Linked DNA regions of Homo sapiens: region 2 is linked to region 1. A link is an interaction called in ENCODE POLR2A ChIA-PET data of the cell type or tissue named here. Cell type or tissue: PC-3. All regions are shown on one strand. Each heading gives the region's core, and the rest is flanking DNA. Links, peaks and the distances in the headings are about the cores only. Region 1 holds the start of ADK-AS1 (ADK antisense RNA 1). Region 2 overlaps ADK (adenosine kinase).

The links. ChIA-PET counts read pairs that join two places held together with the same protein. Peaks named below come from ENCODE experiments on the same cell type or tissue, not always from the same donor. Only the 100,000 strongest peaks of a DNase experiment are listed, where the experiment ranks them.
Region 2: POLR2A ChIA-PET joins it to region 1 with 11 read pairs; 4 of 35 experiments call an interaction of 5 or more read pairs at or near these places.

The regions. Positions count from the first base shown.
Region 1 is chr10:74,518,171-74,535,059 of GRCh38, forward strand. ADK (adenosine kinase) reads left to right here. Exons shown (of 11, transcript NM_006721.4): 7 at 7,086-7,256. It overlaps ADK-AS1 (ADK antisense RNA 1), which reads right to left and starts at 11,154. Exons shown (of 5, transcript NR_120673.1): 1 at 11,123-11,154; 2 at 9,596-9,822. It also overlaps the pseudogene MRPL35P3. In PC-3, for the core only: no CTCF peak of the experiment used is centred there; no DNase peak of the experiment used is centred there.
Region 2 is chr10:74,461,700-74,478,588 of GRCh38, forward strand. All of the region lies in intron 6 of ADK (adenosine kinase), which reads left to right. Among named protein-coding and RNA genes, the nearest start is that of ADK-AS1, 59 kb to the right of the region's middle. In PC-3, for the core only: no CTCF peak of the experiment used is centred there; no DNase peak of the experiment used is centred there.

The DNA.
Region 1 (16,889 bases), core at 5,562-13,561:
TGACTAGTGTTACTATGGCACCTAAGTTATGGCATGGAAAACAAGCTAATTATGTTCTTCAGAACAGACGACAGTGATACATCTTGAGACACAAGCATCTGGTAGTCTTAGCCCTTTCCTCATCAGTGCTAGTCTAGGCTTGGTTGGGCTCTCTGGTTGTCCAAATATTTTTCTGTTACAACACATCCTTCTTTATTTTATTTTTCTTCTATAAATAGTGGTTTATGCTTTCTAAAGCCTCTAGTCTCATATTTAGTTTGTTCCTTTTTGAGCCTTCTGTCTACTCAAAGAAGTAATATAGACTTACTCCCAGCTGTGTATGATCTACTCTTACTCCTGTTTATTGAGTTAAGCTTTTTACTATTTGTAAACATCTCTTGGTTGTGTAGACACAAATACACCAAAACTAAAAATGGTTAAATTGGGGTGAAAACTTACGGATATTTCTTACAATTTATTTTTCAAAATTCAGTGATGTAGTTAGATGGCTCTCCTGATAAAAATTGTTTAAGAGATATGAGTAATCAATACTTTTTTATCAGAAGTGACATCTAACCATATTACCAAATTTTGAAAAACAAAGAAAATATTAGAATTATCCACAATTTTTGTACCTAAACTTAACCAGTTTTACTTTTGTTTATTCCCTTATAATCTTTTTTACTATTGATTTAATGTAGGTTATAATCATACTGTGTACACACTATTTGTATGTCTTCTATTTAATTGAATATTTATGTGCCATAAGCATTTTCTACTTTACTACTTAGTTTTCATCATCATCATCATTTGTAATATCTTTAAAATATTCTCTGGAGTGGTGCTATTCAATAGAAATATAATTTAAAATTTTCCAGGACCCATATGAAAAATGTAAAAAGAAACAGCTTAATAATGGATTTTATTTAATCTAATATATCTAAAATATTTATTGTTTCAACATGTAAAAATTATATACCGTATTAGACATAAAAATTATTAGATTTTAACCTTCTTTTCATAGTACATCTTTGAAATGTACCTATTTTACATATATACCAGTGAATTACGTCACTAAACTTTCAATGTCAAAATAAAATGTAGTCCTACCAAAACAATAAAGCTCCAGCAGAAAAATATGAAATGCTTCAATTTTTACATTTAAATTAATGAAAGTAAATTAAAAATTTAGTTTCACGATCATACTAGCCACGTTACTTATGCTCATCATGTACATGTAGCTTCTTCATTTAAATTTAAATTACATTTAAAATTCAAGCCTCTCTTTGCACTAGTCACATTTTAAGTGATCAGTAGTGAGCTTTAGAGTATATAGCCAATTCTTGACTGTTCCTCTGTCATTTTTTTACATTGATTTCAATGAAATAAGTACACTGATAAGTTTATGAATGTATATTTTCCCATGTTTTGGATTACTTTCTTAAAGTAGACTCTCAGAAGTAGAATTACTGGGTCAAAGAGTATAATCAACCCTTCTTCATCATTGTTACCATATTGTTTCTTTAGTTACTAGAGAGGAATATTTCTCTACATATTTATTTACTATGTATTTCTCTTTCAATGGAATACTTTTTAATGTTATGGTTTATTTATCTATTGGTGTCCTAATGTTTGTTTAATTTTTAGTCTACTTTTAAATTTCTTTGTGGACTAAAGATACTAACGCTTTGTCTTGTTTTTCCTCATCTTTTGTTTATTTGTTTGTTTTTTTCCTTCTGGGAGTACCAACTGAACCCTTTACTTTTACTATAGCAAATATTTAGATAATACTTCCTCTGTAAGCTTCAAAGTTTTTCCCACTCTAGAAGTTTGATATTTACTTCTCTTTTATCATAGATTTTCTATGTATTTTTAAAAAATGTTTTTATCAAACTGGAATATATGATTATGTAATTGTGAGAAAATAAACTAAATTACAAGTTCTTAACCTTCAGTTGAATCCAGTGCTTACCCATTATTTTTAGATAAAGCCTCATTATATATAGTTGCTGACCACCACTGCATAGTTTTACGCATATGTGTAGTTAATCAGGAAGTAGATGGACCCAAATAGATTAAAATCTACTGTTTCAAATATTTCAAAATAATATCATATATTCTTCCCTATTATATTCTGATCAGAATATTGTTCTCAGTAAAAACAAAGTCTTTTTTTTTTCTATATCACCATGTATCCACAGTTGATTAATTATAGTCATGGTTATTTTACATAGGTTTATTTCCTTTTGAATTAATATAGACTTATACTTCCAAGAGTTATAAATAACTGAAATTTACATAGTTGTGTATGCACACATACACATACACATACCCCTATTCCTCACATAATTGGTAATAGAAATAATGAAAAGAGGTTGTGTTCTTAGGCAAGGACAATTTAAAAGAACCCCAAATGATTACCTTGAATTAAGGTAAACACTGGTAAAAAAAAAAAGAGCAAAAAGGGCAATTTTTTCCTTTAGTATATTAAACAATGTTGTTTCTAACATTCCCTCACGTTTAGACTACTCTGAAAAATCCTTAGAGTGGTTGTGTAATGTGTTTAAGTTTTTTCGATTTCCAAGCATTAAGTCTGGCTCCACTAAAACGGTTGTTTGGTTCTATTTTAGTCTGTCCCTATCTGTCCTACTGCTACCACTTTGTGTTGTTTTGTTTTCTGTTATAATGAATACAACAGTCCCACTTCATTCTCAGTTCTAATTAACGTTATCCAGCCTCTAAGTGTTAGCATCTACTTTGCTTTTGGTTATAGGATCAACGATAAACAGCTAACTGTTGTGCAGACTGAAATCCCTAATTAGTAAAGCACAAGATTTTATTGGTTATATATTTTTCTAAACTATAGACTTGATTTTGTTGCAAACCTTACATGTAGAAAAAAAATTTTGTAATGGCACTGTTTTTATTTTTGGTGATACTATAGTCTGGAACATGTGGCCCAGCAAAGGTTATAAATCTAGCAAGAAAAATTATGGATGGCATCAATTTTAACAGTCTTTGCGATCTAACAGAGCATAAACCCCAAATTGTTTAAATACTAAATATTTACTTAAAGAAAAACAAGAGATCATTCAAAAATAGAATTTAAATAGTGAATTTGCCTTTTATTTAAAAGTTGACAAGTTTTGTATATTTATAAAATTAACAAAATTGACATCATACTATCCATATCACAAGACTCTTGTGTTGTATTTTAAAGGAAAACACACACACAGCATACATACATTTGGATTGGGGCCAGATTTAGACTCCAGGGGCACAGTGTTCTGTACCTTAAATTACAATCAGATGTATTTTAGCACAGATCAAATTTTCAGTCTGAAGTTGGTGAGAAGCCTAATTATTTGACCAGGTTACTATTTATGTAGACCATTCTGTGGCTGGCTGTGGTTAATCCACAGCTGGCAGAATGCTAGCTATGGGAGGTTTTTATTTGATGCTGGAACAGTTTGGGGAGAAATAGAGGGGGAAAGCTTTAAAATCTTCTCATTAAATGAAAGACTAAAAAGCAAGACAGTACATCCATATTACTATGGAGACAAGATGCTGTATAAACTGTTCGTTTTAATTCTCCAAGTGACAGAAATAGCAAAGCAGCAGCTTGGATGCTCATAGTTTGCAAGTGATAGGATACTTGGTTAAAAAAGAAAGATAAAAACATTTAAAAATAATAACTAAGACTAAGATTTGTTGCCTCTTAGAACACTTGAATATTGGTAAAGAATTAATGGATTCAATTTTTAAATGATGAGAAATATTGTTATTATACAAAAACATTTTGTATTTCACTAAACATACTAAAACATTTAGAATTTCACTAGCAGTACTTTAAAGTGATAAGAGGCAGTTGTAGGGGAGAAAAAGTAACATATTTTCCTCATCCATCGCAAGGGTCATGACTGAACCCTCTGTAACGAAACAGATTAACAAGAGAAAAGCATAATTTATTTAACAAAGTTTTACATGACACAGGAGCCTTCAGAAATTAAGACCCAAAGACCAGCAAAAACTGTATTTTTATGCGAAGTCTGATGAAAGACATGGATAGTTGTAGAGAAACATTAGACAAAAGGGGTATGATCTAATGGTAATAAACCTAGGGTTGAAGGATGTGGAAGCCAGCAAGTCCTGTCTGTTAGATTATTCTTGGCCACCAGGTATAGGACAGGACCCCTTTGGAAAAGGGTTTTATGGCCAGCTTTCACACAGAAAGGTGGGAGAAGGTCAGAGTGACCTTGCTTCTGCGGGTTTTCTCAATTGCTAGGGGGCCATATTTTGGGGTATTGTATTCTGGGCCCTGACACAATTATAGTAGACGATTCTCTCTTAACGTCTCAGAATATGTATAAAGGCAATAAACCCTTCCTTAAAAGATGGACCCCAATACACATGGCTCCTGCCACTAAATTAATTTTTTTAGTCTTCTTATTGTAGTCTATTTGAAATTTGAAAGTAATATTTTAAAAGATTTTTTTTTCTTTTTAAACTTTTCAGAGTTTGCATTATGGAAATCGTTGGTCCCTCAGTTATAAGTGAATATCTCAGTAGCATTTTTGTAACTTTTAACAGAAGTTTCTTTTATATTTTCAAGGTTATTTCTTCCATTTATAAGCCAGTTCTTCTCCCCTTCTAGTTTCCAGTGCTCCCACTTCCTCTAGTTCTTTGCTCTAATTATCCTCTCTCCCTTGCCTCTTCATTCTTCTATTTCTCCAATAGATCCTTTTCTTTGAAAAGCAAAATCTTTCCAACTTTCCCTGCCCTTAAAAGCAAATCTCTTCTTTCCTCCCTTCCCTGCCCACCCTTCCCCGCAAAAAAGCGTTTGTGCCTTTTCCTCCTCTTATTATCTGCTCAAATTAGCAACATATCTGGAGTCATATGAATCCAGGCTTCATCACATGTAAGCTGTGTGTCCTAAGAAACATCTCTTAACTTCTCTATCTTGCTTTATTTATCAAAAGAAACTAATATGTCCACCTCATAGGTTTGATGTAAGGAAAAAACAATAACTGAGTTGCTGTATAGTATAGTGCCTGGGACACAATAATTACTCATTACATTTCAGATGGTTTTATTATCATTACTGATGAAGCTTTGAAAATAATTATTCTTACCTTACTTTCTCACCATTCCTTTTTTAACAACTACTTCTACCATCATACTAAGTGCTTTCTGTTAATCATCAAATCTTATGACTTTTACTCATTCCTTTCTTTCTCTACTTCCCCATAGCACCTTCTTAAAATTTCCCTTGCTTAGTTTCTCCACCATCACTTCTCCTCTCCTCATTTGGCCTCCTCTTGTTTTCTCCTTTTCCTTTTTTATTTCCTCTAATTTTTGTTCTCCATTTTTTCCTTCGTCGTCTTTTGTTCTGTGTTCTCTGCCTTGGGAATTACACCACCTCTTTGACCTCACCTCTTTCATGACCTTTCCTCTAAGTCCAACTTTCTGGTAGATACTTAGAGATCCCTTAGAACCTCAACTGTAGTATGACCACAACTAAACACTCTTTACCATCTAAGCCAGATCTTATTCTGGAATTTTCCACTTTTATTAATGGTAGAACCAGATTCAAAAATCTCAATCATCTTTTGACTCTTTTCTTCTTTGCCTTCCACATCTTAAACAATTGCCAAGTCCTGTATGTAGTACTCCTAATATGGTTTTCTTTTACACAGCCAAATGTAGACATTTATTAACTGTTGCTGAATTGTTGCTGCCCAGGTTAACTTTGCTTTAAATTTTCCCATAAGCTTGTTATTCCTTCCTTTCACGGAAATATTCATTACCCATGATCCACCCCTACCCCTCTTGCACATTGCCCACCAAATAGATTCCTACCCTGCCATCCAAGGCCCTTTGTATTCTTAACTTCGCCGACCTTTTCAAGTCTCTATTATTGCCCTTTGTGTATTCCTTTACTTGTTTGTGCACCATCCAAACTAATTTCCTGTATATACATGTATGTCTTTGCTTATGCTTTCCTCTAGAAAGCATGAATATGTTTTAATAAGACTTTCATTAATATTAAAGCTGTACATAAATAGCATTTTAAATGCAGCTTTCCTGACATGAAATTTTAAAGAAATTTAAAGAAAATTTTAAAGAAAAATTAAATATTTTTCTTTTGCATTACTGCATTCTTTTCTCATTATTTGAAAATTCTAATTCAGAATCTTCCTCAAAAATCAATTTAGATATTTCTTAAGGTAACAAGTTATGATTGATTGATTGATTGATATAGAGACAAGGTCTCCGTGTATTTCCCAGGCTGGAGTGCAGTGGTGTCATCTCGGCTCACTTCAACCTCCACCACCTGGGCTATAGCAATCCTCCCGTCTCAGTCTCATGAGTAGCTGGGACCACAGGCACACACCAACACACCCAGCTAATTTTTGAAATTTTTGTAGAGACAGAGTTCCGCCATGTTGCCCAAGCTGGTTTGGAACTCCTAGACTCAAGTGATTGGCCCACCTTGGCCTCCCAAAGTGCTGGAATTCCAGGTGTGATTCATTGTACCCAGCCAGAAGTTATGATCTTAATTAACAGATTATTTTAAAGTCACTTATAAGAATACAAACTCAGCCAGGCTCAGTGGTGTGCACCTGTAATCCCAGCTACTTGGAGGGCTGAGGTAGGAGGATTGCTTTATCCCAGGAGTTCAGGACCAGCCTGGGCAATATAGTGAAACCTTATCTCAAAAAATATATATTCCAAACTGTTTGTAAGAAGCTAAAAGGATTCAGTTTGCCTTCATAGTACAATTTCCCTAATTCGAATGTAATTATTGTCTTGAATGAGACCTTTCAAACATTTTTTCTTTCATGAATTTCCAGAATTCTTTAGTATTGAGCATATAAACCTAGTATGAAATAAGTAATGCTTTATTCTCTGAAGTAATGGCATGTATCAAGCATATGGTACTCATATGATCAAATATCCTTCCAGTCAAATGTTGCTATTTTCTGCCTTGCATCTTATAATTGTATTTTATATACTTTTGTATTTTGTATAGGTTTCTTTTATTCTCACTGAGAGTGACTGTGGAGATGGTATTTCTAATTTTCCCTCCTTTTTTCTTCATCCAGGGCTTTTTTCTTACAGTTTCCCCAGAGTCAGTATTAAAGGTGGCTCACCATGCTTCTGAAAACAACAGGATTTTCACTTTGAATCTATCTGCACCGTTTATTAGCCAGTTCTACAAGGAATCATTGATGAAAGTTATGCCTTATGTTGATATACTTTTTGGAAATGAGACAGTGAGTTACCTTTCCTTTTTCAAAAGAACCTGGGGGTTTTTTGTTTGTTTATTTCTGATGTGTGTATATATGTTTAGAAATATATAAATTAAATCCTAAATTTTTGTGTAAATGTCCTTGAGAATTGTGCAACAAAATTGCCTCAATGTCAACTGCTCTCAGTATTTTCAATATTTCCTTCAGTATATACTAACTTCTTTCTTAGTGAAGCATTTATTTATTTATTTTTATATTTTTATTTTTTTGAGGTGGAGTTTCCCTCTTTTCATCCAGGCTGGAGTATAATGGCATGATCTTGGCTCACTACAACCTCTCCTTCCCGGGTTCAAGCAGTTCTCCTGCCTCAGCCTCCTAAGTAGCTGGGGTTATAGGCGCATGCCACCATGCCCAGCTAAATTTTGTGTTTTTAGTAGAGACAGGGTTTCACCATGTTGGCCAGGCTGGTCACGAACTCCTGACCTCAGGTGATCTGATCGCCTCAGCCTCCCAAAGTGCTAGGATTACAGGTATGAGCCACTGTGCCCGGCCCAACATTTATTTTTTTAAGGTGTTTGACGTTTGATTTACTTATAGTAAGAGTCATCCTTTTTACTGTAATTTCTGTGAGTTTTTACAGATGGATACCTGTCCTGTTACTATGACCACAATCAGGATAAAAAAGCACATTCATCACTTTTTTAAGTCTCTTCAGAGTCTAAGTCCATTTGATATTTGTTTAATAAATTATGAGTAAATTTTGATATATTACATTTATATTTCTTTATTAATAATATTTTTAAAATATTGTCTGTTATAGTTGAAGGTGATAAAATGGAATTTCATCTCAACAAGTACAGTTTTTTCTTTCTACCAAGAATGTATTTTCTTCCATTCTAAATTATGGAAATGCTTATTTACTTAAATGCTTATTTACTTTGATTGCTTGTTTACTGTTTATACCTCTTATTTACTGTTTATACCTCTTTAAAAATCCATGAAAGAGGAAAAAATCCTTCAGTGTGTCTTCCTATGACTTGGCCATGTCACTTGATGGTTTAATGTATACAATGAAGGTATTGTATTAATCATCCCAGAAGTTCATTCTGATTCTAATTCCATAGTTCTAACATAGTTTGAATATATTCATCAATTTTATATCTAATAACTGCCATCTGCCTAGAATAACATAAAAATTGACCTGGAAGTTTACGAGATCACCTGGGTAAAGATTAAAGGATGATCCATAGAAATAATATCACAGTGTATCTGCAAAGGTGATGGTTACATTGGTTATAAATGGTGACATTGGAAGGAAATGCTATATTCTTGATAATTCACAAATTGAGATACTGGCAAGAAATAGTGGTAATAGCCAAGTGCCATATAACTGCTAGAAGCCTAATTTGACTAAGATCTACCATTTAGTTTTTCCTTATTAACAGTTTTATTTTGTAAAGGGTAAAAGAAGTAAATGGGAAAAGTGCTATTCAAGCCTTTTGAATAACATTAAAGCATTGGTCTCAGTAGTCTTGAGAATCATTGGGAGAAGTTAACATTTGGTCTCAGAGTTCTAAATAGTCAAGAAAGATCAGACTGGCAGCACTTAAATAAGTTCTCTAGAGTTTAAGAGACAAATCTTAAAACTTTTAAAAAAGATAAATATGATTCCAAAGAGGCCGGGCACGGTGGCTCACGCCTGTGATCCCAGCACTTTGGGAGGCAGAGGCGGGTGGATCACGAGGTCAGGAGATTGAGACCATCCTGGCTAACACGGTGAAAGCCCGTCTCTACTTAAAATACAAAAAATGAGCCAGGCGTGGTGGCGAGTGCCTGTAGTCCCAGCTACTCGGGAGGCTGAGACAGGAGAATGGCGTGAACCCAGGAGGCGGAGCTTGCAGTGAGCCGAGATCGCGCCACTGCACTCCAGCCTGGACAGAGCGAGACTCCGTCTCAAAAAACAAACAAACAAAAAAAAAAAAACATAAATATGATTCCAAAGAATGAAACTTTGGAAGTAAAGAAAGCTTAGGGAGATTGAATGCCATAAAAAATGCTATTTGGACTTTATAGTCACAAATGATCTTAATTAAGGAGAGAATGTGGAGGGACCTTTTGAAAAAATATAGCAGAGCACGCAGAAAACTCTTTAATAAGAGCTCAAATTTGGAGGATAACGAGATAGCTGCCTCTGCCTTTGCCGGTGCAGTGAGAGCAGCTTCAGGAATCTTATGGCCTCTGAATATTTTGGCATCTTCAGCCTACCAAAACTGTGTCAAAAATGCCTCTCTTATTTCTGCATTGTCCACTGGACGTTTTAGTCATATTCAGACACCAGTTGTTTCCTCCACTCCCAGACTTACCACATCTGAGAGAAACCTGACATGTGGGCATACTTCAGCGATCCTTAATAGAGTGGCCCTCTTGCTTCCAAGTGTCTTGAAGCTGCCAGCCAGATCTCTAACATACGTCAGTACAGGAAAAGGCAAGAGAAGGATTGTGAAAGCTGTCATCTATAGGTTTCTTCGACTTCATTGTGGCCTTTGGATGAGAAGGGCTGGTTATAAGAAAAAATTATGGAAAAAGGCACCTGCAAGAAAAAAGCGATTGAGGGAATTTGTATTCGGCAATAAAACCCAGAGTAAACTCTTAAGATAAAATGACGACGTCCTTCTGGAAGAGGTGAAACTGGTATGTCCATGATCCTTATCAGAAGTGTCATGATCGAACAAACCTGAAAGTATAGATCAGAAGTTTCACTTGTTTCTCAGTTATTGAATATGTATCTTTGTGTACATATCTGCAAAAATGGATAAGTAAAAATCTCGATGTAAATTGTATCAATGAATATGTAAACATACAGTGACAACACTGAACTTATAAAAGTTTTAAAACTTAAAAAAAAAGCTCAAATTTGTAAAAGACATGTAAAAAGAAGGTGGAAAATGTATTTAGAATCAGGGAATGATGCTAAAAGTTTGGTAGAGACAAAAGAGAAAAGAAAGTCCCAAAAGTGGTTTAAGTTTGCAGCAGATGCTGATGATATCAAAACAATCTTCACTTAAAAAAAAAAAAAAGACTCCAAAGTACAAGCAACAAATGGAAAAAATAGATAAATTAGACATCATCAAAATTAACAATTTTTGGGCATCGAAGGACACTAACAAGAATGTGAAAAGACAACTAGTGGAATGGGAGTTAATATTTGCAAATCATATATCTGATAAAGGATTCATATTCAGAATATTTAACACAGTAACAACTCAACAATAAGCAAACTAACAACATAATTCAATAATGATCAAAGGAATTTAATAAACATTTATTCGAAGAAGATATACAGATGGCCAGTAAACACATGAAAAGATGCTCAACATAACCATTCAAGAAGTGCAAATCAAAACCAAAATTAGATACCACTTCACACCCATCAGAATGACAATTGTTTTAAAAAATGGAAATTAACAAGTATTGGTGAAGATGTGGAGAAATTGGAAACACTTGTGTATTGCTGGTGGGAATGTAAAATGGGAATGTAGAAGACAATTTGGTGGTTCCTCAAAATGTTAAACATAGAATTATTACCATATGATCTAGCAGTTCTACTTCTAGGTATATTACCCAAAATAACTGAAAGCAGGGACTCAGATAATTGTACACCAATGTCCATAGCAGCATTATTCACAATAGCTAAGATAGAAGCAAATCAAATATTCATCAACAGATGAATAAACAAAATTTCATGTATATATACAATGGAGTATTATTTAGCCTTAAATAAAATTTTGATACATGCTACAACATGAATGAATTTTGGAAATACTATGTTAAGTAAAATAAGCCAGACACATCAGACAATTATTGGATTTTCTAAGAAGAATTCCACTTACAAGAAGTATCTAGAATAGGCAAATTCATAGAGACACATAGTAGGATAGTGATTACCTGGGAGTGGGGTGGGGAGGAATGAGGCATTATTGTGTAATAAGTACAGAGCTTCTGTTTGGGATGATGAAAAAGTTCTGGAAATGGATAGTGGTGATAGTTGCGCCACACTGTGAATGTATTTAGTGCCAATGAATTGCATACTTAAAATGGAAAATTTTATCATATGTATAGTTTACCACAATTTTTTTGAAAAAGTTTTATTCTACAAATCAGTAAACTTAAAAGTTGGATCACAGCTTAGCATAGATTATTAAAGGAATTATTTTTCCCCACCTAGAAGAGGAAGTGGTAAAACTGTAAGCTGCTACGTGGCTGTAAGTCATGGGGCAAGAAAATCTTTTCTCTTTTGGTATGATTATTGTTCATTTGAATTCGCTTCAAGAGGTATTTATATAGTACCTAAGTACCTATTATGGCAGACCAATAAGCAGTGGATACATAGTATATTTTAGAACATCTGTCATTACGTGGACTATAGAATAATAAAGATTGGCTATAAGACAATTAGAGGTATTTGGTATTTTATTGAAGCAGTCTCAAAAGGTCTGTTGATAAATAAATTGATTTCTAGGGGTACGCCTCAGTGTTTACCCTGCCTTTGCTTAAGTAAACAGTGATTTAGATAAAGCTATATTTGCATATAATTCAAATGCAAATAATACAACACCTTAATACATACTAGGTAAGTTGAAGGTCAAAATCAGATTTTTTTAAATGTTAGTAGACTCTAAATATCAGTTGAGTGATGAAATTTAATAGGGATAATAAAAATTATATCGTATTTGATTATAAAAAGCAAGTAGAGTAAAATGCTTTATCCCTTTAATCTCATCATCCATTGTTTTTCTCCTTGAATACTATAGTGATAATGTTATCTTCAGTTTTCCAGGAAAAAAGAGACATTTTACTTCTAAAATGTGACGAAGGATAAAATATAGTTATCAGAGAATATACGTAGGATTCTTTAATATTTCCCCCCTCAAAAAAATAAAGTATACTGTGTTTAGTATAAATTTTTAAAATGTCAAAACTCAGCTAAAATCAAACACACTTGGCCCTTATTTTCTACATGTCACCTTCCTCTTGTCAGAGGATTGTACAGTAGTAATGATGATTTAAAACTTCTGATAGCCTCAATATTTAAAAAAAATAATACCTTGTCCACAAAGATTATTTCTTCACAGGCAATGATCAATGATCCCTGTGAGACAAGAAATAAATAAGATAAACCTGATGATTACCCCAGCTAACTCCTTGGAGATAATTTCCAGGCAACAGAAGAAAGGTAACTAAGGCCAAGCACAGTGGCTCACGCCTGTAATACCAGCACTTTGGGAGGCTGAAGCGAGTGGATCCTTTGAGGTCAGGAGTTCAAGACCAGCCTGGCCAACATGGTGAAACCCCCTCTCTACTAAAAATACAAAAAAGCCTGGCAGGGTGGTTGTGCGCCTGTAATCCCAGCTACTCGGGTGGCTGAGGCATGAGAATTACTTGAACCTGGGAAGCAGAGGTTGCAGCGAGCCAAAATTGCACCACTGCACTCCAGCCAGTGTGATTGAGACTCTGTCTCAAAAAGAAAAAAGAAGGGTATCTCAAGTAGACCCTTGCAGTCTCTTTTAATGAGGAGTTGGAGCCGGAAGTTCAAGGAGTCTAAGACAGCTAGTGTTTGTAAGTTAAAAGTACCAGAGAAGAAATAGCTGAATAGAGGGAGAACACAGGACATTTGCAGAATCCCAACAAGTCTTCAGCTGAGTATGAATCAGTGCATTTTTGTGAAGAAATTAAGGAAGACCACAAAAAGAACCACCTAAAAAGATTGTAGAAGACAATCCTCAGTGCACACATGAGGACCTATAACCATTCCTATCCTACTAGTCAGAGTGGATAACCTCGTAATTCACGAGGCTTCAAGTAGAGTATTAAAAGGAATTTTGTCTCATTAGCAGGTTAAAATCAGCTCTAGACTAGATGTTCTGGTCCCTCCTGTCAATATTATTACAATATATTTGACAACCTTTATGAAATGGACAAATTTGTTAAAAGACACAAAGTACTAAATCATACTCAAGAAGAAATAGAAAAAGTCTGTTTAGATTATTAAAGAAATTGAATTTGTAGTTAAAACCCTTGCTACAAAGAAACTTCAAAGGCTGAATTGCTTCAGTGTTTAATTCTTTTCTGTTTGTTTGTTTGTTTGTTTTGAGACAAGGTCTCACTCTCTCACCCAGGCTATAATACAATGGCACAATCATGTCTCACTGCAAGCTCAAACTCCTGGGTTCAAATGATCCTCCTACCTCAACCTCCCGAGAAGCTAGGACGACAGGTGCAAACCACCACAGCTGGCTAATTTTTAATTTTTGTAGAGAGGAGGTCTCGTTTTGTTGCCCAGGCTGGTTTCAACCTCCTGCACTGAAGCGAGTCCTTCTACCTCAGCCTCCCAAAGTGCTGGGATTACAAGCATGAGCCACTGCACTTGGCAGTGTTGAATTTTAACACAGATTTCAGAAAGATGTAGTACCAATTGTATACAAACTGTCCCAGAAAATTGAAGAGGGAGAAATATACCTATCTTATTTCATGAGGTCAGCATTACCTTCATACCAAAAACAAAGTATTGCAAGAAAACTACAGACCAATATCCCTCATAAACACAGATGTAAAAATTCTTCAAATAATTTTAGCACATCAAACCGAACAATATATTAAAAGAGTAATTCATCATGACTAGGAGTGTAGAATTGGTTTAGCATTTTGAAATCCATCAATGTAATTAAATATGTTAAGACTAAAAAGAAAAATCACATGATTATCCTAAAAGCTTTTGAAAAATCCAGACATCTATTTCTGTTAAAAGCCCTCGGAGGCTGGGCATGGTGGCTCATGCCTGCAATCCCAATAGGGATTGGTGAGGGTCAGGAGTTTGAGACCAGCCTGGCCAACATTGCAAAACCTCATCTCTACTAATAATACACAAAATAGCAGGGCATGTTGGTGGGCACCTGTAATTCCAGCTACTTGGGAGGCTGAGGCAGGAGAATCGCTTGAACTGGGGAGGCAGAGGTTGCAGTGAGCCAAGATCATGCCACCACACGCCAGCCTGGGCAACAGGGTGAAACTGTGTCAAAAAAAAAAAAAAAACCCTTGGAATAGTAGAAGCATGAAAAAATCCAGATTTAGAAAGAAGGAAGTAAAACTGTCTCTATTATCAAAAGCATGATCATCTTCATACAAAATCTGATGTCATCTTCAAAAAGCTATTAGAACTGGCTGGGCATAGTGCATCACGCCTGTAATCCCAGCACTTTGGGAGGCCGAGGCTGGTGGATCATTTGAGGTCAAGAGTTCTAGACCAGTGTGGCCAACATGGCAAAACCGCGTCTCTACTAAAAATACAAAAATTAGCTGGGCATGGTGGCACACGCCTGTAATTCCAGCTACTTGGGAGGCTGAGGCAGGAGAACCCGGGAGGCTGACCTGAGGCAGGAGAACCCAGGAGGCGGAGGTTGCGATGAGCCGAGATCATGCCACTGCACTCCAGTCTGGGCGACAGAGCAAGACTCTGTCTCAAAAAAAAAAAAAAAAAAAAAGCTATTAGAACTAAGTGACGTAGCAAGATTGTAGCATACAGAATAAAAAATTTAAATCTCAAATGTATTTTTCTATATTAGCAAGAAACAACCAGAAATTTAAAAATACGATTTCCAATACCATCAAAAAGTATAACAAAGTATTTACTTTGGGATAAACCAGACCAAAGATGTATACACTGAACACTACAAAACATTGTTGAAAAAATTTAAGAAGACCCAAATGGGAGATATATCATGTTCATAGATTAGAAGACTCTGTATTGTTAAATATAAATTCTACTCAAAATAATCTATAGTTTAGTGTAATTCAGTCAGAATTTCAGAAGTTTTTTTTAAAGTCAAGTTGATTCTAATATTTATATGGAAAAGCACTGGACTAGAGTAGCCAAACCAACGTGGATTTTAAAAACCAAATCAGAAGACCTTTACATGATTTGAAGACTTATTACAAAGCTACAGTAATCCAGACAATGTGGCATTGGTGTAATGATAGACAAATAGTCAATGGAACAGAAGGGAACGTCCAGAAATAGACCTAAATTTATTTTTCAACAATGTTTCAGAGGCTTTTTCATGGAGGAAGAAAACAGTCTTTTTGACAAGTCGTTCTGGAGCAATTAAATATCCATATCTAAAAACGCAAACTTCAACCCACGTAACAAACAACTGCACGGCTATTAGAATGTCTGAAAGTGTGACCATACCAAATATTGGTAAGGATATATGGAGCAGCTAGAATGTAAAATGGTACAACTACTTTGGAGAATGGTGTTCTTGTTTCTTACAAAGTTAAATATACATCCTCCAAATGACCTAGCTATCCCACTCCTAGATATTCACCCAGGACAGATGAAAGCATCTGTCCATGTAAAGACATACACAGGTGTTTATAGCAGCTTTATTTGTAATGGCCAAAGTCTGGAAAACAAACCAAACATCCACAACTAGTAACTGGTTAAACAAATTGTGATATTTCCATAGAATAGAATACTACTCAACTATAAAAGAATTGTACTATTGATAAGAAATGAACCAACAGCATAGAAGAATTTTAGAATACCTATGCTGAGTGTAAGATACTGTAAAGTACATTCTATATGATTCTATTTATATTCTAGAAAGTGCTAACAAATTTATGGTGATGGCAGATCCATTGTTGTCTGGGGACAGGGTTATGCTATGAGGCAGTGATCACAAACGGGCATGAGGAAACTTTTAGGAGTAATAGATGTGTTCCCATTGAGGTTGTGGTTGCAGTACTTTATACATACGTCAAGTTTTATCTAATTAAACACTTTTAGTTTGTGCAGATAATTGTATGTCAGTTATACCTCAGTAAAGCTATTAAAATGAATATATACTTTGATTCCATTTATATGTTTAAAAGTAGGAAACATTATTCTAAAGCCATTAAGTTCCAAAAATACACTGCTAAAATGAAGAAGTGCCAATTTGTTATTTTTTGATCACCATATATGAAACTTCTGTTATTTCCATGGAAGATCCCCTTATATTTAAGTAGCAATGTCAAGCCAGAGGAAGAGTGTTTTGATAGTCCTGGGTTCTAATCATGACAACTAAAAATTATCATAACCTACCATTGAATAATGCTTTAAAGTTAAAAAGGGTATTCACAAAAACCGTCATTTAATCTACAAGGCAATTCCATGTGTTTTTCTAATGCATGTAAAGTTTCAGCTTGGCTCATGGAATATATTCTCAATTTTTGTTAGGTAATGTTGGTAGTAGTTTTAGGAGTATTGATCATGTTATCTATTAAGTTTCACTTCACTTTAACTTGCTTTGATAACTCACACTCTTCATTCATTCCTGTTAAAACATAATGAATATAGTACCAAGTGCATGAGGGAAAACTCACAGCTATTGGGCTGCTCTCTGCTATACCACCTTACTTCTGTTCCAACAAAGTTATTTGCTTACAAAAGTTAATTATGTTTTTCCTAAACTTGGTGAAATTTGTGTTCATTATTTAATTATTTAACATTATATATTCTGATGAAATATGAATGCAAGTAGAATGAGAATTAGTTTAATGAGTTAAGGTTGGTTCCAAAACTAAATACATATGAGTTATTTTTAATGTTGCTATTGAATT
Region 2 (16,889 bases), core at 4,709-12,708, 57 kb before region 1:
GACTTTATAGAACTAATGGTAAATTCAGTATGCATATCTTCTGTAGTAAACATAGAAAAACATTTTTGTAATAGTGCTCCCCAAATTTTAGTTTCTTGACTAGTAATGAAATATCTTATCTGTACTAGAGTTTTGTTATACAATAATGACAGCATTTTCATGTGCTATGTTATGGCCAGTTAACTAAAAATAAGTGGATATTTAAAATGGAAAATGAAATTATCCTGTTGCCTGAAATATCTTGACTCAGGTTCTATTACAGGTTGCATATGGTATCTGTTAGAGCTTTGAATCTATGTTGGTTGTTGAGTTATTATGTGCATTAACTATTGCATTCAAAAGTTCTTTAAAAGCATATGTCTGTTTTAAATCTTATACAAATTCCTTGCAGGTTTTGAGAGCAGTCTTTTTGTATGTCTTTCTTGTTTGTTGTTTTGTTTTTATACCAGAGCACCATGTCCTAAGCAGCAGTAAATTTAAAACATTGCTTAGGATAGTTTTATAATATCATTAATAGATTTTTATATTAGATAGTTTCTCTGAATTATTGACCTATTATAGGGAACATGGAAAAATTTAGAAAAATTAGAAGTTATACGGAGTATTAAGAAAAAAACTTTATATTTTGGTACTCCCAGGAAAACTAAAACCTCTTTCTAAGAGTATATTTTAGGAAATTTTCTAAAATTTTGTAAATCAACCTACAGAGAAAAAAAGTATAGAAAGTATTTTGAAATATTTGTGTGTATATGTGTGTGTGTGTACACAAGCCACATTTTCTCCTAGAACTCACTACTGAAATTTCTGAAAGTGATTCAATAAGATATATATTTCATATCTGGTTTTTAAAATCCATAGAATTTTTGTGTTTTGACCATCAGGTAGAGTCTTACAGTTTAGTCACAGTGGAATCATCAGCTTCAAAATGAAAGAACAAGATAGTCTCTTGGCATTCAAAAATTTAGCATACTTTAACTCATATTTGCTGTGATGTTAGGTAGTGAATTATTCTTGTTAACTATCTAGCGTCCAATGTGACATGTGTTTGTTGTTACCTACAACTTATCAAATAAACAGTTACCCTCTGGAATGATAAGAACTTGGGCTTTTTATGAAAAATACCCTCTAAATGAGGACAGAAATCTATATTAAGGATAGGCTATTGATTAAATTTAGAGATACACATAAAGATGACTCTCATATAAAATTTAGAATAAACATGAAAGTTTTAGCATGTCCAGACTTTAGGGATTTAGGCTTTATGAAGGTCTCAAGCCTGTCTCCTGGAATTCCAACATTGTGATGACTCAAATTTTATCAGTAAATATGGAAAAATAAGCTAAAGTTCTTGAGAAATTGCTATCTAATAAGTGATTATTTTATTTTTTTTCTAGTTTTAAAATAAAAAATCTTTACTATTTATTAGATTCACCAGTGTTTTATACTGGGGGTCCCCAACCTTTTTGGCACCAAGGACTGTTTCGTGGAAGATCATTTTCCACAGGGCAGGGTGGGGGAGGGGTGGTTTCAGGATTATTCAAGTGCATTGCATTTGTCGTGCACTTTATTTCTGTTATTATTACAGTATAATATATAATGAAATAATTATACAACTCACCATAATGTAGAATCAGTGGGAGCTCTGAACTTGTTTTCCTGCAACTAGACAGTCCCATCTGGGGGTGATGGGAGTCAGTGACAGATCATCAGGCACTAGATTCTCATAAGGAGCACATAAGCTAGATCCCTCACATGCACAATTCACAATAGGGTTCGCACTCTAATGAGAATCTAATGCCGCCAGTTATCTGACAGGAGGTGGAGGTCAGACAGTAATTTGAGCAATGAGGAGTGGCTGTAAATACAGATGAAGCTTCACTTGCACATCTGGCACTCACCTCCTGCTGTGTGGCCCAGTTCCTAACAGGCCATGGATTTGTATCCGTCCATGTCTGAGGGGTTGGGGACCCTTGTTTTATACAATTCTAATTGTGTCATTGAATTTCTTTTTTCTTTTTTCTCATTGTTAGGAGGCTAAAAACAAACTTGTCTTGTGCAGATTCGTCGTCTTTACCACCAAATTTTTGTCATGGTATCTTGTCTTTTTTTTACGTCTTTCTAAACTGCCTTAATCCTTGTAAGGGAATAGGTAAGGTGTAAATATAATTAATAAGGTGCAAGGAAATGTTATTAGAAAGAAATTAGATTGTTATTTGAAAACATACAGAGCCTAAATGTAAGAGAAATGTCCTAAGCAAAACTTATTAACAGGAAATTTACTGAATTGGAAAGTACTCTTGATTTTATGACTAATATGAATTGAGGTATTCTTATAGACACTCAGAGATTCCTGTACACATGTTACTTGTGTTTTTCCAAAACTATATACGTATAGTCTTTTTACAAATAAACAGTGGCCACCAAGAAAAATTACAGCAGTACACATAAGACATACCGTATACATGATACTCAACTTTGTCTATATCCTTTGTGTTCAAGTTTCTAGAAATTTTCATCTTTGTAAGGATATCATGTGAGTGTGCTCAAGGTTTGTTCTAAGAATCTAGCTGAGCACAGTGGCTCATGCCTGTAATCACAATACCTTGAGAGTCTGAGGCAAAAGGAACATTTGAGCCCAGGAGTTCAAGACCAGCCTGGGCAACATAGGGAGACCCCCATCTCTATTAATTTAAAAAAAAAAATTACCTGGACATGGTGGCATGCATCTTTGGTCCCAGCTACTTGGGAGGCTGAAGCAAGAGGATCAAGAGGATCACTTGAGCCTGGAAGGTCGAGGTTGCAGGGAGCCACAGTCATGACTCTGCACTCCAGCCTTGGTGATACAGCGAGACCATGTCTTTAAAAAAATAAAATAAGAATCTATACACAATTCATGGAATGATGTTGTTTTATAGTTTTACTGTATATTTGTTTCTGTCATAACTTCCAATATCCCAAAAACTTTTTAATTATTTTTATTCAAGACATACATACAGAAGCAGGCCAGGCACAGTGGCTGATGCCTGTAATCCCAACATTTTTGGAAGCCACGATGGGTGGGTTACTTGAGCTCAACAGTTTGATGCTACAGTGAGCTATGATCATGCCACTGCACTGCAGCCTGGGCAACTATTTAAGAAAAAAAGAGAGAGAGAGAGAAGCAGAAATTCAAAGGACACTTTTTGAAATGCACTTAATGTAAAGGCTGCTTTGCATGGTTAATTTATTCCTATTAAAGGAATACTACATTCCTGCCACTTTTCTAGGTGGTGAATTTATAGCAGCGACCAGGTAAATATTGCTGTCCTCAGGGTGCTTACCTTTCAGTGGGTAATGCTTTAAACAAAATATCTAGTATATTAGATGGTAATAAGAACCTTGGAGAAAAATAAAACAGAAAAGAGTGTTCAGGTCTAGCATGAAAGGTTACACTTTCAAATCTGATCATTAGGGAAAGTCTCACCCAAGACAGTGATGTTTAAAAATATTTCAAGAAGCAAGTTGTGCACATATTAGGGAGAAAAACAATCAGTGAATAAATAGCAAGTATAAAGTCTCTATGCCAGGAGCATAGCATGTTTAAGGAATAGCCAGGAGATTAATATGGCTAGAGTAAAATGAGCAATGGGAAAAGTAAGTAGGAGATATAATTACACTGGGAAAGAGTCTAGGGGCATATTAAATAAGACTTTATAGGTCATTATAAAGACTTTGTTGTTTTTGTTTTGTTTTGACTCTGAATGAGATCAAAAGCCTTTAGAGGGTTTTGTGCAGACGAGAAACATAACATGACTTATATTTTAGTAGGGTTATTCTCACTGTTATATGGACAAAACTGAATGGGGCAAAGATAGAAATAGGGAGATCACTTTGGAGGTCATTGCAATAATCCAGTGGGAGATATGATGACTTGGACTAGAGAATTAGCAATGGAGGTGTTAAGATACAATCAGGCTCTGGATATAGTGTGTAGGTAGATTTAATAGAAATTGCTGTTGAATTGAAGAATAGTTTACGAGAGAAATGAGTCAAGGGTGGAAGCTTCATTAACTAAGAGAGGGTAAATGGGGATAATTTGGTCTAGTTTTGTATAAATTATGGGGAAAGTCTTGGTCTCATAGTTTAGCATTCCATAGTACGTTCTCCATAGTGTATAAGTGATAGGTTTTACTAATTTAATAATTTTTTTGTCTCAAACTTGTGACTTAGACTTTGATAAACTTCTGTTTATGATAGATGGATTTTTAATTGATTTTATTGTTTGTATTTTATAATGGATTTTAAGGCATATTAGTGAAAACACAACTTAAAATTTATTTTCTTACCTTACTAACATTCCAAAAAAGGAACATATACTGTATAATGTTTTTTTGTCTCACTAATATATTCGTATCCCTCTTCCCCCTTCTTGGCAAACTTGTCTGAAAGTATACTGTTGCATGTTATGTCATGGATGTACCGGAGCATGTGTGTAAAATACATGTCATAAATGGAAGCAGCTGGTTTCCTATGCAGTTAAGAGAAGAAATGCATACAGCTGAGCTCTTCAAACTTCAGAACTCATTGGATTCAGTTTCTATCCTGTGTAAGCATGCTATGATTTCAAATAGTACAAATGTATAACAAGTTACCTTAATAGCTTAAAAAATTATTTTGTTTCGATAGTTGAACTACTAAATCTGTTTTATTCTCTTTCCCTCTGCCTTCAGTCCCTACTTACCTATCCTACCTCTTGAAAAGAACATTACACCTATAGTCTTAGTTTTAAATTCGAATCTGAAAAGGCCTTGGCAAGAGTTGGGAAAAAGTTATCATCTCAAAGGGAAAAGCTGAATTCATACACAGGAACTGCAGGATTACTCTGGCGTTTTACTAGTCCCTTGCAGCACTCGCAAGTCCCATAAATACCTAATGGAAAAACAGCAGAAAATGAGATCTGCAGCAGCCTTTTGAGATCAAATTTATGTTGCTGAACATTTTTTTGAGGTTGAGTGTAAAGGTCAAAAGAAAGTGGGTAGATTAAAGTTGCTGATTTTTGCAAACTTAAGGCCATTTTTAAAGGTTTCTCTTTCTGTAGCAAGAAAATTTCAAGATAAATGGCTTTGCTTCATTAGCTGAAATGTCATGTCTTCCTTTAATATCTGTTACCTGAGACATTTAGTGATTTAGTGGTATTTATATACAACAAATAAAAATCTCAATCCACTTTAACAAATCTAGATAAATTTATGAAATTGCAGATCTTTCCAAGAACAGCATGATGATAAATTAATGTATATATACATGTTTGTATTGCCATGTATATATGTATCTTAAATGACATATTTTAGATGTTTTTGTATGATACAGAAGGAAAAGATAATAATCAAAGTTTTGTATTTTTAAAGTATAGGTTATTGATCCAGCAGTGTAATTATAACCATCTTTTTTTAAAATTATTTCTTATATTAAACTATTACAATGAAGATAAATGACCTCAAAGAAAAGATCGTGCATGTAATAGCATTAAAACAAAATTCATGGATGCTTTTAATGGTCTCTTACCTTTTGAACAACATTTTAACACGTTGTTACTGGTGCAAGCCTATATCTAAGAAACTGTGAGTTACTAGGGTACTGCAGACTTGATGCAATGAAGAACAATAAACTGCCATTTCTGGACATCTCTATCCTGAGTTGATAGTACAGAAAGCCACCACATATGTTAACGTGAAGTTATAGATTATTTATATCTCCAGGGCTTGCTTCGTGTCTTTGATTTCGTAGTTCAGATTGCCCAGTTATTAGTACTTAGAATTCAAAAGAATAAGATAAAAAATTTTTACTTAATACATTCATTTCTGCATCACAATAAAGAGTTTTCATGGAAATTATCCAGATAATTTCATAGTAGAATAATATATGAAATGAAATCTTTTCTTTTTTATGGTAGTTGATAATTAATAGTAAATCTATTCAGTTTATCTCTAAGAAGTCAGATTATGGGAGACTTGTCTCTATTTTTCTCTATTTAATTTTCCCAAAAAAATTCATAAGGAAAATATTAATTTTCATTTAAATCTCTATATTAAACATTAAGTGATCTTTTTATGCCTTGGAATCACAATGAATATAAATGTTATTTTTATTGTAGTTGATTTTGCAGTTTCAATTCATTTCTATTAAATATTTTAATAAACATTTTTATGAAACTAGGTAGAGGTCACAAATCTCATTAGTCACTGACAGCCAATTCTCAAACCCAGGTCTTTTCCTGTATACCACATTTCCTCATTAGTTCTCACTACACTGTATGGCTATTTCCGCCTCTTAACTTTTTATATTTTATTACACTCTTAAAGTACAACTGTACTTCTCTTCTCAAGTGCCCTTTTCTATTCAGTAAGGGTCCCAGGTGAGCAATGATTCTGACTGGGGAAGAGGGAGAAGATGGTGTTGTAGCAAGTAGTATTAAAAGGCCCTTAGGAAGGTAGATAGATGTATAATTTTGTCTCTTTCTTCTCACTGTTTTCGTAAAGACAAAGGCTATGCCTTAACTTTTTTGCCATTCTTATTTTTGAGACTACCCATTAGGGATTGTTTTTGATGTTGTTGAGATGAAGTATTTGGTGAAGCCAAAACCTCCTTGACTTTTATAGTTTTAATAAGTTTGTGCTCTCCAAACCTTCATAAAGTAATGTCTAGTGATCCTTTCAGATATGGCATGCTGTCATGTCAGCTTTAAATAATTGTTAATGGCATGATTTTTAACATTTTACCTAGTTAGAATCAGTAAAATTTATTATATATACTCTTTGCTGATCAGTAGAGCCTCTTATGAAGGAGTCAGTATGATGTGCTGGATAGAGCATTAGATGGCAAATTGGGCCTCAGATATTATTAGGCATAGTTTTGCCACTAATTTGTATAATGTGCAAGTTTAATAACCTTTCTGGGCCTACAGTTCTCCTCTTCTGAAATGGAAAGATGAATAGGTTATCTCTAAAGTCTATCCAGATCTAAAGATCTATTTTATTATAGAAAACTTTTAATCATACACACAAAGATAGAATAAAAATAAATGGCATTATGAATCCCTGTGTATTCATTACCTGTCCTCATATGTTATCAATAGTAACCCCTTAGTATCTTCTAATACCTAGTTCATATTAAAATTTCAATTAAAGTATCTAGTCCATATTAAAATATCATCTCAGTAATAATAGTTTCTAGTTGCTTTGTTTTGTTCAAATTATAATCTAGACAAGGGGTGTGTGTGTATGTGCATGTGTGGGTGTGTGTGTGTGAGAGAGAGAGATCTAGTTGTGTTTTTAAGACTTATGGTCAAAAATACATATCATAAAATTTCCCACTTTAGGCTGTACATGGTGGCTCACACCTGTAATCCCAGCACTCTGGGAGACCAAGGCAGGAGGATTGCTTGAGCCCAGGAATTTGAGAACAGCCTGAGCAATGTTGCAAAACCCCATCCCTACAAAAAATTATGAAAATTAGCCGGGCATGATAGTGCGCACTTGTAGTCTGAGCTACTCGGGAGGCTAAGGTGAGAAAATCACCTGAGCCCAGGAGTTTGATGCTGCGGTGAACTGTGATTGCACCACTGCACTCCAGCCTGGGTGATAGAGTGAGCCCTTGTCTCAAAAGAAAAATATTTTTTAACCTTTTAATTTATTTTTTAGAGATAGGGTCTCACTGTGTCACCCAGAACTGGAGTGTAGTAGTGCATAGCATAGCTCACTGTAACCTTGAACTCCTGGGGCTCGAGTGATCCTCCTACTTCAGCCTCCAGAGTAGCTAGGACTACAGGCACACACCACCTCACCCAGCTCATTTTAAAAATTTTTTGTAGAGCTGGGGTTTTGCCATGTTGCCCAGGCTGTTCTCAAACTCCTGGCCTCAAGTGATCCTCCTATCTTGGCCTCCCAAAATGCTGGGATTATAGGCATAAGCCACCGTGCCCAGTCTATCTTAACCATTTTTAAGTGTAAAGTACAGTAATGTTAATTGTATGCACATTGTGTGCAATAGATTTCTTGTACAAACACCTTGCAAAACGGAAACTCTGTAGCCATTGAACAGTAATTCCCCTTTGCCCCCTTCATACAGCCCCAGGCAACCACCATTCCACTCTGATTCCGTGAATTTGACTATTTTAGATATTTCATGTAAGTAGGATCATGGTTTATGGCTGGCTTTTTATGGCTGGCTTATTTCACTTCCCTTACCATGATGTCCTCAAGGTTCATCCATCTTGTAGCATATGACAGGATTTCCTTCTCTCTTTTTTTTAGGCCAAGTAATATTCCATTTTGTATATATACCACCTTTTTTTTTTTTTTTTTTGAGATGGAGTCTTGCTGTGTCACCCAGGCTGGAATGCAATGGCGCAATCTGAGCTCACTGCAACCTCTGCCTCCTGGATTTGAGCAATTCTCCTGCCTCAGCCTCCGGAGTAGCTGGGACTACAGGTGCGCGCAACCACACCTGACTAATTTTTATATCTTTAGTGGAGACAGGGTTTCACCACATTGGCCAGGCTGGTCTCGAACTCCTGACCTCAGGTGATCCGCCTTCCTTGGCCTCCCAAAGTTCTAGGATTACAGGTGTGAGCCACCGCGCCCAGCCACATTTTCTTTATACATTCATCTGCTGATGGACATTTAGATTGCTTCCACTTCTTTGCTATTTTGAATAATTCTGCGATGAATATGGGTGTGCAAATATCTCATCAACATCTTGTTTTCAGATCTTTTGGATATATTTCCAGAAGTGAGATTGCTGGCATTTTTAATTTTTTGAGGATACTTCATAGTGTTTTCATAGTGGCTTTGTCATCTAACATTGTCAGCAATAGTGCACAAGCGTTTCAATTTCTCCACATTCTGTATCTTCTTTGAAAAATATCTATTCAAGCCCTTTGACAATTTTTCATTTGGATTCTTTCGGGGGTGAGGTGTTGTGGAGTTCCTTATATATTCTGAATATTGATCCCTTATTGGATATATGGTTTGTAACTATTTTCTCTCACTTCATAAGTTGCCTTTTTACTCTGTTGTTTCCTTTGCTGTGCAATAGTTTGTAAGTTTGGTAGTCCCATTTGTCTTATTTTTCCTTTTGTTGCCCATGCTTTTGGTGTCTTATCTAAGAAATTATTACCAAATTCATTGCTGTGAAACTTTTTTCTCCAGTGTTTTCTTCTTGGAGTTGTGTAGTTTTAGGTTTTAAATTTAATTGTTTAATTCATTTTGAGTTTATTTTTATATACACAATAAGGTAAGGGTCTAACTTTATTCTTTTGCATGTGGATATCCTGTTTTTCCCACCACCATTTCTCAAAGAAACTATCCTGTATGCATTATCAGTACTATACTTTTTCTTTTTTTTTTTTTTTTTGAGATAGATTCTCACTCTGTTGCCCAGGCTGGAGTGCAGTGGTATGATCTCTGCTCACTGCAAGCTCCGCCTCCCAGGTTCACGCCATTCTCCTGCCTCAGCCTCCCAAGTAGCTGGGACTACAAGCACCTGCCACCACGCCTGGCTAATTTTTTCAGTTTTTAGTAGAGACTGGGTTTCACCATGTTAGCCAGGATGGTCTCGATCTCCTGACCTCGTGATCCACCTGCCTCAGCCTCCCAAAGTTCTGGGATTACAGGCTTGAGCCACCATGCCTGGCCTATCAGTACTATACTGTTTTGATTGCTGTTGCTTTGTGTAATATGTTTTGAAATCAGGAACTCTGAGGCCTCTATCTTTGTTTTTCTTTCTTGAGATTGTTATGGTATTTGGGGGCCTTTGCAGTTTTATATGAATTTTAGAATTTTTTTCTATATCTGCAAAAAAATGTCATTGGGATTTGTATAGGAATTGCATGTGCAAAGGAATCTGTACATTCCTTTCAGTAGTATGGATATTTTAACAGTATTAAGTTCCAATCCATGAACACAGGACGTCTTTTCATTTATTGGTGTCTTCTTTAATTTCTTTCATCAATGTTTTGTGGTTTTCAATGTAAAAATCTTGTGCCTCCTTGGTTACTCATAAGTATTTTATTCATTTTTAATGCTATTATTAATATATTTGTTTTCTTAATTTTCTTTTTGGGTTGTTCATTGTTAGTATTTTCAAACACAATTAATTGTTTTATGTTTATTTTGTGTCCTGCAACTTTGCTGAATTTATTTATTCCTCCTAATAGGTTTTTTTGTATGTGCAGTCTCTAGGCTTTTTATACATACAAGATTGTGTTATCTAAAGAAATAATTCTACTTCTCTGTTTCCAACTTGTATGCCTCCTATTTCCTCTTTCCTTTCTTTCTTTCTTTAGCTGACTGCTCTGGATACAACTTCCAGCACTACTGTGTTGGGCCTGGTGGTATGCTCCTGTAGTCCTACATACTTGGAAGGCTAAGGCAGGAGAATCACGAGTTCAGGAGTTCAAGGTTACAGTGAGCTGTGGTCATACCACTGCACTCCAGTCTGGGTGATAGAGCAAGATCCCGTCGGTAAAAAAAAGTGGCAAGGGGGGCATCCTTGCTTTATTCATTGTCTTTGAGGGAAAGCTTTCTGTTTTTTACCATCGAGTATTATATTACCCATCGGCTTTTCATATACAGTCTTTATTGGGTTGAGGTGATTTCCTCTGTGCCTTTTTTTTATTTAATTATAAAAAGATGTTGAATTTTGCCAAATAGTTTTTCTGCATCAATAGAGATGTCATCTAGTTGTGATGTCTGATAAGATTCTTCTTTCTGTAAGTCATTTTCCTCCCCTCCACTCCATTTTTTAGCTTTCCTTTGGTTTGTCAGAGAAGCCAGGTCTTACATTTGTCTCATATAATGTTCTACAAGGTTCAGTGCTTCCTTTTGTAGTGTTGTTCCTCTATCACCTAATTTCCTAATAAGACCTAGAAATGCATTGTCGTCTGGTAGCTACTAGCTACATGTGGCTCTTTACCTGTACATTTTTAAAAATTAAAGTTTAAAATTTTCAGCCATTGTAGCCACTTATCAAGTGCTCATATAGCCAAATAGGGGTAGTGGCTACCATATTGGATAGTGAAAAGGAACATTTCCATCATCGCAGAAAGTGGTCTCATATAAAGAACTGATATGACAGTGTTTTTTCCATACTCTATTTTGTCTTTTTCCACATGCCAGCTATCTCAACACCATTTGGGGCTATTTTTAGATGTCATAATTTTAGCCAATACTAATGGGTATTTATTGATATCTCATTGTGGCTATTTTTTCATCAATAGTTTTTTGTTTGTTTTGGGGGGCAGATTTTGTTTGTTTGTTTTCATTTTTTTGAGATAGGGTCTCACTCTGCCACCCAGGCTGGAAGACAGTGATGTGATCATGGCTCACCGCAACCTTGAACTACTGGGCTCAGGTGATTCTCCCACTTCAACCTCCTGAGTAGCTGGGACTGCAGGTGTGCACCACCATGCCTAATATAAATATATATATATACACACACATACATATACACACAGACACACACACACACACACACACACATATAGAGAGAGAGCCACTGTGCCTGGCCTAAATAGTTTTATTTTGAAATAATTTTAGATTTATAGAAATGTTCTAAGATAGTAAAAATAAGTTCCATGTACTCTTCACCTAGCTTCTCCTAATATTAACACCTTAAATAACTGTAGGATCTTCATCAAAGCTAAATTAACATTGGTACAATACCATTAACTAAACTACAGGTTTATTTTCCCAGTTTCTTAAGTAATGTCCTTTTTCTGTTCCAGGATCTGTTGGAGGATACTACTTGACATTTCATTGTCATGTTGCTCTGTCTTGCCTTCTCTTTTGTGGCCTTGACACTTATGAAGAGTAGAGGTCAGATAGTTTGTAGGATATCTTTCAATTTGAGTTTATCTGTTGTTTCCTTGTAATTAGACTGAAATTATGGGGTTTTGAGAATACCACCACTGAGGTGATTTTGCTTTCCCAATGTATCACATCAAGGTGTACGTAGTATCAATCTGTTACTGTTAGTGTGAACCTTGAACATCAAGTTAAGGTGGTGTCCATTGGGTTTCTCCATTGTCTATTTGTTCCTTTCCATATACAGTTCATTAGAAATGAATCACTAAATCCACCCCACACTTGGGGGTGGGGGGGTAAATACAAAATGAATAGTGTTTAGAAACCTCATAGAGGAAGGATATAGCCACCACAGTAATTAATAAATATTAGTGGAGAGATATTATGAAATTATGCAAATATTCTAGTTTTTTAAAGTTTTACCCACTGATTTATAGCATTTATTAGTGGATATTGCCTATACCAATTACAACTATGGTGTTCTAATGGTGATTTTCTATTTCCCTCATTTATTCTATATTTAATAATTCAAATTCTTTAAGGAAGATTTGTCTCTTTGCTTCCATTTTTAATATTCTTTAATTTTTTTTTCGAGATGGGTTCTCACTCTATATCTCAGGTTGGAGTGCAGTGGTGTGATCGTGACTCACTGCTGCCTCAACCTTCTGGGCTCAAGTGATCTACCTGAGTAGCTAGGACTATAGGCATGTGCCACCACGCCCAATTAACTAATTCTTTTTTTAAGAGGCAGGGCCTCACTGTGTTACCGAGCCTAGTCTCAAATGCCTGAACTCAAGTGATCTTCCCTCCTCAGCCTCCCAAAGTGCTGAGATCACATGTGTGACCCACCACACCTACTCTGTATTCGTTTTTTACAAATTCAGTAGTCTTTTCTTTTCTTTCTTTCTTTTCTTTTCCTTTATTTTCTTTCTTTCTTTTTCTCTCCCCCTTTCCTCTCCTTTCCTTCCCTTCCCTTCCCTTTCTTTCCTTTCTTTCCTTTCTCTCCTTTCTCCCTCCCCTCCCCTCATTCTCTCTGTGTCATCCAGGCTGGAGTGCAGTGGCGAGATCATGGCTCGCTGAAACCTCAGCATCCTGGGCTTAATTGATCTCCCACCTTAGGCTCCCATGTGTGTGGGGGTGTGTGTGTGTGTTTGCATGTGTATGTAGATGGAATTTCACTGTGTTGCCCAGGCTGGTCTTGAACCTTCTAGGCTCAAGCAATCCTCACAACTCGCCCTTCCAAAGTGCTGGAATTACAGGCCTGAGCCACTACACCTGGTTTGTTTCCATTTTTCATAAATTCTGCCTGGTGCGGAGGCTCACGCCTGTAATCCCAGCACTTTGGGAGGCTGAGGTAGGCAGATCATGAGGTCAGGAGATCGAGACCATTCTGACCAACATGGTGAAACCCCGTCTCTACTAAAAATACAAAATTAACTGGGCGTGGTGGCACGCACCTGTAATCCCAGCTACTTGGGAGGCTGAAGCAGGAGAATCGCTTGAACCCGGGAGGCAGAGGTTTCAGTGAGCCGAGTTCACGCCACTGCACTCCAGCTTGACAACAGAGCAAGACTCCATCTCAAAAAAACAAAAAACAAAGCAAACAAAAAAAAACAAAACAAAAAACCCTTAATTGTCATTTATATCAATAGGGCTCATGGATATTTATTTAGTTCTTTGGGTTATAATCTAAAACTGTGTCACTTTTACTACTCAAATTCGAGATTTAACTATTGAGAGCTTTGTCACATTGGCTTCTGTATCATTGTGACAGACCTGTCATCTTTTTATTACTTTCTTACTTTCTGGCACTACAAGATCATCTAGACTTTCTGTACCCCAGCTTGTTTCTCCAAGGATCACTGGTTCACTTTATCAAAGAGAAGGACCAGGCATGGTGACTCAATTCTCTAATCCTAACACTTTGGGATGCTGAGACAGAAGGATCACATGAGGCCAGGAGTTTGAGACCAGCCTGGACAATGTAGTAAGACCCCCATCTCTTAAAAAAAAAAATTAGCCAGGCATAGTGACATGTGCCTGAGACCTAGCTACTTGGGAGGTTTAGGCAGGAGAATTGCATGAGCCCAGGAGGTTGAGCCTGTGTGAGCCATGATCATGACACTGCACTCCAGCCTAGGTGACAGAGCAAGGCCCTGTCTCTAAACAGAGAAAGAGAGAGAAAGAGAGAGCGAAGAGAGAAAGAGAGAAATAAAAGAAGAAAAGAGAGAGAGGGAGAAAGAGAAAGAAAAGAAAGAAGAGAAGAGAGAAAAAGGAGGGAGAGGGAGGGAGGGAGGGAAGGTAGGTGGGAAGGTGTTTCAAAACCAGCATCTGAGCACTGTTTTCTCGTAAGCTACTGGCAGTAATTGCTTCTAGGTTCTCTCAGCAGATAGAATTAGGAAATATGCTTATGTCTGCTAACTCATGTATACATAGACACACATTGTATTTAATCCTGTTACCTATGTGTGTTTATAATATATATAAAATCGTGAGTTTATAATGGTATCTCTTACTCTAATTCAGTACCACAGAGTTCATGCTAGCATTTCCCTTTGACTTATTTTAACTTCCTTCTCTGATAGTGAGAAAGCTGGCTCTGATTATTTGACATGTATTTACTTATTTATGCAAACCTAGTATACATATAAAGTCGTTTAAAAATTGCTGGCTGGGTACAGTGGCTCATGCCTGTAATCTCAGCACTTTGGGAGGCTGAGGCGGGCAGATCACCTGAAGTCGGGAGTTCGAGAGCAGCCTTACCAACATGGAGAAACTGCGTCTCTAACAAAAATACAAAATTAGCCGGGCGTAGTGACACATGCTGTAATCCCAGCTACTCGGGAGGCTGAGGCAAGAGAATTGCTTGAACCTGGGAGGCAGAGGTTGCAGTGAGTCAAGATCGTGCCACTGCACTCCAGCCTGCGTAACAAGAGCAAAACTCCATCTCAAAAAAAAAAAAAATTGCTGAATCATACCTCTGTGATAAACCAATTTACCAGAATACAATGCTTATATATAGTTCTTTTTGTCTTTAGCACTATAGTATGTAAAGGAAATACTGTTGGCTACAGTTATTTAGGGTCTTTTCATTCCCACCACTTTCAGTAAGTTTATTTCATACATATTTAATACATTTAGACTAATTTATCACAGTTTGCATTCCATCTTGGGTTCCCTTAACATCCTAATTGATATTTTTAAATTAGTATTTGCTGAAAGAAACCTAAAATATTGCTCCTTTACGGTAGTTGGTCCCTTCCACCTGCCAACCATGGGAAAAGTTAATCTGTTTTTCATCTCTGTAGTTTGGCATTTTCTAGAATGTCACATACATGAAATTATAAAATATGTAGACTAGTGGTTCTGGCTTTTTTTTACTTAGCAAAATTCATTTAAGATTCATTCTTATTGTGTGAATCAAGTTTGTGTTTAGTATGTAAAATATATAGTTTAAACCAGATATTTTGGGGCTGATTTCTGTTATTGTATGGTATGCTTTCTGTACTATGAGGATTTTTTAATTTGTTTCTATCTTTTGCCATATCCTCCCACTTTGGTTTGTGTGTATGTTTCTTCCAATAATTTGTGAGACTTGTATTTTTATTCAAGTGACCACATTTAGATCTGTAACTTCATGTAACATGATTAAGATTTTTTTATTTAAAAAAAGGTCTTTTGAGACATGGTCTCACTTTGTTGCCTAGGCTGGAGTACAGTGGCATGATCTCAGCTTACTGCAGCTGCAACTTCCCAGGCACAAGCGATCCTCCCACCTCAGCCTCCCGAGTAGCTGGGTTTACGGGTGCATGCCACCAGGACTGGCTGTTGTTTTACAATATGTTTTTAGAGATAGGGTTTTTCCATGTTGCCCAGGCTGGTCTCAAACTCCTAGGCTCACGTGATCTACCTGCCTTAGCCTCCCAAAGTACTGAGATTACAGTAGTGCACCACTGCACCTAGCCAAGATTTTTTAAAAGATAATAAGTATTCTTTTTCGGGGAATTCTTCATTCTCTTTTCCTAGAAGATTTTTCTTTCCCTTAGTGTTTTTAAGAATACTTAGACCTCAATTACATGATTTATCAGCTTTTCAGGATCTCCTTGACCCCTGGCTATAAAAGATGAGGAAATCTTTCTTACCCTCATAGTCTCACACCTTCCCTCTCCCAATTACTCTATTTTGTATATTTGTTCCCGAGATTTATAACATTTATATTGTTCTGTAACCAAACATATTCTCCTCCCTCCTGCAAATTTTTGATCTTATTCATAACAGTTAAAAGGCAATAAACAGAATCAATGTTTATAGCTAAGCCTTTCATAATAGTCATTTTATCTCTTGGTTTGCTGAGGTTTGTTCTGGTGGTTTCTTCAGAAAGTCACATAGAAACTATATTTCCCAAATTATTTTATGTTCTAAATTTTGTCTCTTCATTTATACTTACATGGTAGTTTGACCAGATACAAAATTAACTAGGCTATCTTTCCTTGAGGAGGTAATAGACATTGCTCTTTTATTATAGGGTTTTTTGGTTTGTTTGCTTTAATGAGATAGGGTCTCACTTTGTTGTCTATGCTGATCTCCAACTCCTGGCTTCAACCAATTCTACTGCCTCAGCCTCCCAAAGCACTGGGATTATAGGCATTAGCCACTATACCCAGCCTATCTTAGAACTGTATTTATTTATTTCTAGAGACAGTGTTTCATTATCACTCCCAGGCTAGAGTGCAGTGGAGCCATCACAGCTCATTGCAGCCTCAACCTCCTAGGATTAAATGATCCTCCTGCCTCAGCCTCCTGAGTGTCAGGGACTCCAGGCATGTGCCACCACACCTAGCTAATTTTTAAAAAAAATTTTCATAGAGATGAGTGTCAGTCTGTTGCCCAGGCTTGTCTTGAAGTCCTGGCCCCAAGCAGTCCTCCCACCTTGGCCTCCCATAATGCTGGGATTAAAGACATGAGTGACCACACCCAGCAATTCTTTAAATGATACTTTGAAGAACCTGAGCACGCACATATATTTCTTCCCTCTTTGTTAGTAAC